2 separate regions of the Homo sapiens genome follow, and region 2 is linked to region 1. Evidence: chromatin loops called from intact Hi-C (ENCODE). Cell type or tissue: PC-9. All regions are shown on one strand. Region 1 overlaps INPP4B (inositol polyphosphate-4-phosphatase type II B). Region 2 overlaps INPP4B (inositol polyphosphate-4-phosphatase type II B).

The links. A loop is a pair of places that touch in the nucleus more often than their neighbours do. Peaks named below come from ENCODE experiments on the same cell type or tissue, not always from the same donor. Only the 100,000 strongest peaks of a DNase experiment are listed, where the experiment ranks them.
Region 2: it touches region 1 in a loop (12-fold over the local background); 2 of 110 quality-filtered maps call a loop at or near these places.

Annotation. Positions count from the first base shown.
Region 1 is chr4:142,471,666-142,476,665 of GRCh38, forward strand. All of the region lies in intron 2 of INPP4B (inositol polyphosphate-4-phosphatase type II B), which reads right to left. Among named protein-coding and RNA genes, the nearest start is that of INPP4B, 370 kb to the right of the region's middle. In PC-9, a CTCF peak has its summit at 1,910; DNase peaks (open chromatin) are centred at 1,596, 2,216, 2,926 and 4,186; H3K4me3 peaks cover 3,933 bases; H3K27ac peaks cover 5,000 bases.
Region 2 is chr4:142,613,404-142,618,403 of GRCh38, forward strand. All of the region lies in intron 2 of INPP4B (inositol polyphosphate-4-phosphatase type II B), which reads right to left. The region is part of intron 2 of LOC101927613 (a long non-coding RNA gene); the gene reads left to right. Among named protein-coding and RNA genes, the nearest start is that of INPP4B, 230 kb to the right of the region's middle. In PC-9, no CTCF peak of the experiment used is centred here; DNase peaks (open chromatin) are centred at 1,468 and 2,088; H3K4me3 peaks cover 926 bases; H3K27ac peaks cover 3,173 bases.

The DNA.
Region 1 (5,000 bases):
AGTGTAGGCAGAGATACCTGTGCTAGCAGCAGTCACAGTGAGATTTCTTTGGAGCAGTGCTCGTGTGTATTTAGCTGGGGTTGGAGCTCCTGAGCACCCGCAATCCAAGCCTGAGCACCCGCAATCCAAGCCTGAGCCTCTGTTCTTTAGGATTTTAGTGGATCCTAGGCACTTTTGCCTTCACCAGCCCCTTCCTCCATAGTATACACACACACACACACACGTATATGTTATATAATAATATTTTATGACTGCATTGGTATAAAGATATATTAATATGGAATAAAAATCTTTCAACCTACAAATTATTTTTTTTCAGATTTTGAAAGCACTGTGGGCCTTAGCAGTACGCTTATTGAGTAAGTTCACCCTGCTTAATGTTTTCAAAGGAATTCCTTTTTCCTTTAAACTAGCTGGAGTATACCTGACTGTACAGGTGGCAAAACTACAGTGAAATTTTCACTTTGTTGAACATTTCTAGGAATTCTTAAATTCTTTGGAAAAGTATGTCTTACTTAGTAAAGAGAAAATAATACATTTATGAAGAAAAAAAGAAAATCTGAACAATTAATTTATCTTCAGTAGCTTATAGCATCAAATGAAAAAAATGCATATCTCAGAATCTTAAGCTACAAAAGTACTGTAAAGATCATTGTAGGAAAAAAAAAAAAAAGTCATTGTGTCCAATTACCCATCTGCTATTTCAATTACCTTTACCCCATACCCTGACCAAGTTGTCATTGTCAGTGATACCGAACCCAGTAAGTACTATCTCTGGAAGAAAAGCAGACATTCTGTCTCTTGATTATATGACTGTTAAAAGTTCCTCTTTAATACTGAAAAAGAAAATATATTTCTGAAATATTTTTCCCCAAATGTATCTCCAATATATGAATATTCTTTATGTTCCCATTTTAGATCCCCAATACCAGTGCCTCAGAATTATTACATAGCTCCCCATCTCAAAAGATTCTTATACCTACTTGCACAAATTTTTTCCTTTGAGTCTGTATCAATCTATGATTTCCGTAGGCCACCTGTTTCTCCAAAGCAAAGATGTGAATTACTAAATCAGAGGCACTGTATCTCTTCAGATCATTATTTCTTTGACCCCCCATCAGAAGAATACAAACTTGCATGAGGTCATAGTTTAAAAGGAAATTTGGAATCCAATACAAAATGCAGACATTTGTATTTTGAAAAGAAAAACTTTTCTACTTTATGAATTTTTCTTGAAGTAGCTACCCAAAACAAAATAGTAAAAACTACACAAAACTAGAACTCTGGGAATACCAATTATCAGTCTTGGTACTGCTCCTAAATCCTGTTACCAACAAAATCAAGGTCTCTCAGATAAATTAAATAATAAAGACAATTTAGACTCTCAACATTTGATGACTTGATTTCTAATAAAGATTAGATCCCTTAGGACATTAGCTACATGACTAAGTAAAATTAATAAAACTGATCAGTGTCATCTGATTTGTAGTTGATATTTCCTTTTTGGGGGAAAGGCCAAAATGGCAGACTAGAAGCCGCTAACAAGTGCTACTTCTAGAGGAAACAAAAGGGCTAGTGAACACTGACCCTGCAGGCTGATCATCTGAGCAACCACATCAGAATCCATCAAGGCAGCAGAGGAACGCAGAGAGCAGAAAGGAGCAAAGCAGGACACCACCCTGTCTGGGCTTAATGTAGAGTCAGCAGAACCTCTCCAAAATGGAAAAGGATGAGTAAGACCCCTCTTGGGGATACACACTGCCTACAGGGACAAATGCAAGACTGGGAATGAGATCATCCCTTTGGCCCACTCCACGGCCCCCCACCATGCTTCTAGACTGAGGCAGATGTTTTCTGGAGGCAACTCTCAAAGTGCAAGGGGAACTCTAAAAGACTTTGGCCCCAGAGCAGACCATCACCAGCACAATAGCCCCAACAGAGGTCGCAGTTTGGTGCCTGAGAGCAGTAAGATTGCTCCACCCAGCTCACTGGACAAGGTCCCATGTTAGGTTCTAGTCCAGCGGTCCCACTTCTGCCATAACTTGGCTGGCAGCCACCACCTCCTGTTGTCCTTGGAAGTACCCAGACAGCAGGGCTGGTGACTCCATGACCCCCACAGATAGCCAGATGGGAAACACCTGCTAGAACTTCCAGCCCAGCAGACTCACTTCCCTGTGAACTCAGCTGGAAAGTGCAGCTTCCTGTTATCCCGGGAAGCACCCAGATGACAAGGCAGGTGACCCCACCCACCCTTGCCTTGGATAGCCAGGTGGACAATGCTTGCTAGTTTCTGGTCTAGTGCTCCTGCTTCTGTGTGTACTCAGCCTTAAGGCATAGCTTCCTGTTGTCCCAGGAAACATCCGGGCTGCAGGGCAGGAGACCCCACCCACCCTTACCACTAGTAGCCAGGTGGGCAACACTTGCTAGAGCTTCCGGTCCAGTGGTTCCACTTCTGTCTGAACTGTCAGTGGACACAGCCTCCTGTTGTCCTGGGAAACATCTGTGTAGCTGGGCAGGTGGCCCTCTCCATTCTCACTACGGGTAACCAGGCTAGCCATACCTGCCAGAGCTTCCAGTCCGATGATCCCTCTTCTGTCTGAACTCAGCCAGTGAGTGCAGCCTCCTGTTGTCCCAGGAGACATTCAGACAGCAGGGTAAGTGACCCTGCCCTTGCCTCAAACTGCAGGTAGCTAGGCTGGCAATGCCTGTTAGAGCTTCCAGCCCAGTGATCCTTCTGCTGTCTGAGCTCAGAAGGCAGGCACAGCCTCCTGTTGTCCTGAGAAAATCCTGTAGAGCAGGGTAGGTGACCACAGGGTGAGTAACCACAGGGTGAGTGACCCCACCCACTCCCACTGCTGGTATCCAGGCAGGCAACACCAACTAGAGCTTTTAGCCCATCAGTCCTACTTCTGTGTGAACCTAGCTGGAGGGCACAACCTCTTGTTGCCCAGGAAAACACCCAGACAGTAGGGCAGACTACCCCACTGACTCCTGCTGCTGGTAGCCAGGCAGTCAACGCCTACTAGAGCTTCCAGCCCGGCAGTCCCACTTCTATGTGAACTCAGCCGGAGAGCACAGCCACCTGTTGTCTGGAGAAACATCCAGATGGCTGGATAAGTGACTCCACCTGCCCCTACCTCTCTTAGCTAGGCAAGCCACACCTGCTAGAGCTTCCAGCCCAGTGGTTTTACTTTTACTTAAATTTGCCAAAGACCACAGCCTCCTATTGCCCCAGAAACCACCTGGATGGTAAGGTAAGAAACTCCACTCACACCCACCTGTCATAGCCAGATAGGCCACACCTGCTAGAGTTTCTAGACCAGCAGTTTTGCTTCCGTCTGCACTCTGTGGGCAGGTGCAACCTTGTGATCTCCCAGGAAGCACAACTACAGCAGATTAGAACTGACCCAGAAAAGATATGGCCTGTCTGCCAACTGTGGCCCTTGCCTGAGAGAGCCCCATTGATCAGAACACTTAATAAAAGAAATTTGGGCATAGAGACAATAACTGGAGGGGACACCTCCAAGACCCAGGAGTAGAATAGAATCAAAACTAGTCGACTGAACTCATACCACAAGCAAATTTGCAAGGGCATCACAGAATATAAAAGCAAATAAACAAAAAACCCCCAAAAAACAAAACAAAAACAAAACAAAACAAACAAAAAAACATCTAAAGGACAGCAACTTCAAGGACTGAAGGAATATCAGCTCACACAGATGAGAAAAAAAAAACAGTGCAAAATTCTGGCAACTCAAAAAGGCAGAGTGTCCTTCTTACCTCTAAACAACCATACTACTTACCCAGAAATGGTTCTTACCTGGGCTGAAATGGCTGAAATGTCAGAAATAGAGTTCAGAATATGGATTGGAATGAAGATTATCGACATTCAAAAGAAAGAAGAAACCCAATTCAATGAATCTAAGAAATATAATAAAATGGTACAGAAACTAGAAGGTAAAATGGCCATTTTAAGAAAGAACCAAACTGAGCTGATAGAAGTCAAAAATCCACTTCAACGATTTTATAGTACAATTGCAAGTATTAACAGCAAAATCAACCAAGAGGAGGAAAGAATCTCAGAGTTCAAAGACGGTTTCTCTAAATTAACTCAGACAAAAAACAAACAAACAAAACCAACAGAGAAGAAAGAATGAAACCTCTGAGAAATATGAGATTATGTAAAGAGATCATATCTATGACTCATTGGCATCACTGAAAGAGAGAAGCACAAAGTAAGCAACTTGCAAAACATTTGAGGATATCATTCACAAAATTTCCTCAACCTTATTAGAGAGGCAAACATTTAAATCCAGGAAATGTAGAGAATCCCTGTGAAAAACTACACCAGAAGACCATCCCCAAGACATAATTATCAGATTCTTCAATGTTGAAATGAAAGGAAAAATATTGAAGGCAGTTAGAGAGAAGGGACAGGTCACCTACAAAGAGAACTCCATTAGGATAACAGCAGACCTTTCAGCTGAAACCTACAAGCCAGAACAGACTGGAGGACAATAGTCAGCATTAATAAAGAAATTCCAACCAATAATTTCATATTTAGCCAAACTAAGCTTCATAAGCAAAGAAGAAATAAGATACTTTTCAGAAAAGTATATGCTAAGAGAATTTATTACCACCGGACCTGCCTTATAAGAGGTTCTTAAGAGAGTGCTAAATCTTGACAGGAAAGATTGTTACCAGCCACCACAAAAACACACTTAAGTACATAAACCATTGACACTGTAAAGGAACCACACAATCAAGTCTGCATGATAACCAGCTAACAACACAAGGACAGGCTCAAACCTTAAATGTAAATGGACTGAATGTTCCAATTAAAAAGCACAGAGTGGCAAGTTGGATACAGAAACAAGACCCAACTGTGCTGTCTACAAGAGACCCATCTCACATGCAGTGACACCCATAAGCTCAAAGAAAAGGGATGGAGAAATATCTACCAAGCAAACAGAAAAAAGCAGGGGTCGCTATTCTAATTT
Region 2 (5,000 bases), 140 kb after region 1:
TTACAAAACTAAAAGACTGTTACATGCTCCTGCCAAGGTCATCTATATCTGGAAATCAATAGAATTTCATGAGTTACCATCATACATACACTGATTATACTGCAGTAGACTCTCAGTGTGTAGCTATGGCTACAGATCCTTGGGAAATCTAAAATTCACAACACATATATCTTTGTAAAGACCCTTGACTTTTCATAGACATAATTTCTGTCCAGAATCTCATGTTCTGTGAATATATCCTTCCATCACATTACAAAGAGAAATGTTTAAATCATTTAACAAAAAGCTATACAATAACAAATGGAGAATGTAAAAAAGATTAATATTTAGATGCTGGGTGCTTGGCTAGCTTCACTTGTCATTTAATAACTTAGTCCTACACATCAGCCTCATGGTGCATATTACTCACATACCTTAAATTGTAAAAAATCAGATATCATGATCTTCAAGGTTATTTGCAAATGGTAAGTCCTCCAAGGCCAAATTCACAAATAGAAAGGGTTTGTTGTATTAAGAGCCAAACTTCCACTGCATCCCACCATGTTATACTAAGATTCTTAGTTAATACAAACCTATACTTAAACACAGTGGTGATGGTTATAGGAACGGGTAGCAAATAAATATCAAGATAAGTTCTTAATAGTAACTGAAACAGCATAGTGCTGGTATAAAAATAGATGCACAGATCAATGGAACAGAACAAAGAACCCACAGGAGGCTGAGGCAGGAGAATCACTTGAGGCTGGGAGGTGGAGTTTGCAGTAGGCGAAGGCCACTGCACTCCAGCCAACATGGGTGACAGAGCAAGACTCTGTCTCAAAACAAACAAACAAACAAACCCAAAATAAAGCTACATACCTACAAGCAAGTTGTCAAAAATATACTCTAGGGAAAGAACACACTGTTCAATAAATGATGCTGGGAAAATTTGATAATCATATACAGAAGAATGAAAGTGAGCTCCTATCTCTCAGTATATAAAAATAACTAAAGATAGATTAAAAACCTAAATGTAAGACTTGAAACTATAAAACTCCTGGAAGAAAACCTAGGAAAAACTCCTCTGGACATTGACCTAGGCAAAGAATTTATGACTAAGTCCTCAAAAGGAAATGCAACAAAAAACAAAAATATAGAAGTAGGACTTAATTAAACTGAATAGCTTCTGCATAACAAAATAAATAATCAACAGAGTAAACAGGCAACCTACAGGATTAGTGAAAATATTTGAAAACAATACTTCTGACAGAGGGCTAATATCCAGAACCAAAGGAACTCAAACAGCTCAACAAAAAAGAAACAACCACATTAAAAAGTAGACAAAGGACATGAACAGACATTTTTTCAAAAGAAAACATACAAGTAACCTATAAACATATGGGAAAAATGCTCAATATGAGTAATCTTAAGAGTAATGAAAATTAAAACCACAATGAGATACCATCTTACCCTAGTCAGAATGACTATTACTAAAAAGTCAAAAAACAACAGATGTTGGTGAGGATGCAGAGAAAAAGGAATGCTTATAGACTATTGGTGGAAATCTAAATTAGTACAACCTCTATGGAAGACAGTATGGAGATTTCTAAAGAACTAAAAATAGAACTACCCTTTGATTCAGAAATTTCACTACTGAGTATCCACTCAAAGGAAAAGAAATCATTATATCAGAAAGAAACCTGAACTTGTAAGTTTATCGCAGCACTATTCATTTTTTATTTGTTTATTTATTTTTATTTTAAAAGGTTAGTTCTGAGTCAGTATGACTGACTATGTACCGAGGAACACAATCTGAAGAGTTCCTGAGAAAGTGCATCTGCAGAAGTTAGACTGCACTTTGGTTTTATACATTTTAGAAAGGGAGGAGGTTTTATACATTTTAGAAAGGAAGGAGTTACAGGCAAAGTAATAAATCAATACATGGAAGTTATATGTTGATTTGATCCAAAAAGATAGATATCTACAGGTTATAGGTGGATTAAGAGATTCCTTAATTTGCAACTGGTTAAAGGAGTAAAGCTTTGTCTACAAATTTGGAGTCAGCAGAAAGGAATGTTTTAAGTTAAGATAAGGAAGTCTGTTAACCAATAAACTAGGTCAGAGTGACCTGTAGGGATGTGTGAGTTAGCCCTTGTCTGGCATGGCCTTAGGTCCTATTTGTGATTCAGTATCTTACTGTCACGAAGAGTCCACCTAGTTAGTCTCATGATCTCTATTTTTATTAATTTTTTATTAATGCGAGTCAGTTGTGCCTAAACTCCAAAAGGGAAAGGGTATAACAAGGTACGTCTGACCTCCCTTCCCATCATGGCTGGGAATTCAGTTTTTAAGGTTTTTCTGAGGTCCCCTTGGCCAAGAAAGTGTGTCTTCAGTCAGTGGGGGACTTAAGATTTTATTTTTAGTTTACAACTTGACAGTTTAACTTTTTCGTAGGGGTTGAGAGAATGCTTCCTCTCTGCCCACTGAAGGTTCACAGAAAATAAACTGACAAAAGCCATATTAATAGGAGAAAAAAAGGCATACAAATTCATAATGTGCCTAAACACAGAAGTCATATACAAAATATGAGACTTAAAGAGGGGCCATATGTTTGAGGCTTAAATAATCTCTTTATATGGGAGAGATGTATGGACTCAGGTGTTAGATATTATTTTATAAATGATTCTATTTGGAAGCTAGATGGACAAGGTGAGGGGCAGAACTACATAAAAACAAAGATTGACATTTTTATGCAGATAAAGCCCCCCAACCCTCACCCAATGAAATCTCTTGGTGCTGCCCTCGGAATGGATGAAATGTCTATCTCAGTGTGGTGATGACTCCCAGTTTCTTCTCTTCTTTGGTAGTTTATCTTTCCCAGTTATTTGATGAGATTCCTAGAGAGGGAGTCTTAAAACATAACACATTTCTTTTGGAAATAAGCTTTCTTAGATAAAGAAACTTCAGAGAGATATCTCCCAGTGCTTCTGTAAAGAGGATCAGAGAGAGGGAGGCAAGACAAGGTCGGAGAAAGCCAGTAGTTCTGAAGCTTATTTCTGAGACCTCTCAATTTTTAAGGCGCTTAGCATGTTCTGAGACCTCTCAATTTTTAAGGTGCTTAGCATGTTAAAGAGCCATATTTTGGGGAATTATTTTTGTACCCCAACACTTCTAAATTTTAGCCATTCTGGTGACCATACATTTTTGTCTTATTTTAGTTTTAATTTATATTTCCTTGAAAGCTGAAGATGTTGAGCATCTTTTCACGTGCAGCATTATTCATAATAGCAGTCATGGAATCAACCTAAGTGTCCATTGATGGATGACTGAATTTAAAATATGCTATATATACACCATGGGATACTACTCAGCCATAAAAAAGAATGAAATCTTGTCTTTTACAGCAACATGGATAAAACTGGGAGCCATTATCCTAAGTGAAATGACTCAGAAACAGAGAGCCAAAAACCACACGTTCTTACTTGTAAGTGGGAGCTAAAGAGCAGGTATATATGAGCAGCCAGAGTGGAATAATAGACACTGGAGACTCCTAAAGGTGGGGAGGGTAGGAAGGGTATGAGGAATTAAATACTACCTATTGGGTACATTGTGCAGTATTTGGGTGATGGGCACACTAAAAGCCCGAACTTCACAGCTACACAATCTATCCTTGTAAGAAAACTATACTTTTACCTCTAAGATCTAAAAAAATAGAATAAAAATTTAAAAAATAAACCCTCTATTTGCTCAAACATGCATAAACTGAGAACCCTCACACTCCTAACCCATTATCATTTATTCTATTCAGTGGCTTTCCTGGAATATCAGGAGTTTCTAGCCTACCAGAATACTCTGTGCCTACAGCCGCACTATTTCTATTGACAAATTGACACACAAAAAAGGCAGATCTCATCCATTCCCTGGCTGTGGAAAGATGAACATAGCTGACATACATTCGCTCCAACTCACACACATGCATAGCTGATCTGCACCCACCTTCCCTTAGGTCACAGGGATGACAGCTGGAGGCAAAATGCTCAAGGGCAGCAACCATTGCTTGCTGCTCAGAATATAATCTCCCCTCCCTTCAGCAAGACCAGGACAGCACCAGAGGCAAAAGCTCACGGCTGGAGAGACACCTCTAGCACAATCTTCACACCTAGAGTGGAAGGGACATGAGTTTGGGTAACATAAAGAGAGAAGGCGCTGCCATTAATTTCATAAAGGTTAGCCCGTGAGCAATAAACAACGAGCTGGCATTATCCTAGGCACTGTCTGTCTGCTTCCCAAGCACATGACTCCTGGAGTTCAGAGAAAACAGCACAGATGAAAAGGGAGAATATCCCTGATTAAGTCATCTGCTAAAAAATAGTTACAATATAAATCCTATAGAAAACCCTGTTTAGAGGATACGCTTAGCATCTCTCACCTTGCCAAGCTGGATTGAATTAACACAATTTCCAGGCAATGCAATAGAGATAACAGCATAAAAGTTGGAGATTCTCAAGTCACTTGTCACTCTTCAGGTTTTGTCTCCTTTTGTTGAAATGAGCTAGTCCAAATTATTATAATTTATCAATAAAAATATCATACTTAAGAAGCATTATGGCTAAATGTCATTACAATGATGGAATGGTAATTCAAATCATCCTTTTTAAAGGGAATTAAAGAAAGTTAGATTTTATATACTTCATGTGCTATAGTAATATATCCAATGGGGAACATTAAGAAATGAATATTGAAAGACTTAATATTGTCAAAATGTCCATATTACTCAAACTGATTTACAGATTCAATGCAATACCTATCAAAATATCAATGGTACTGTCTACTGAAATAGAAAAAAAAAATCCCTAAAACTTATATGGAACTACAAAAGACCTTGAATAGCCAAAACAACTGTAAGAAGAACAAAGCAGGAGAAATCACGCTTCCTGGTTTCAAAATATAATACAAAGCTATTCTAATTAAAACAGTATGCTGCTGGCATAATGAAAGACATATGGACCAATGGAACAGAA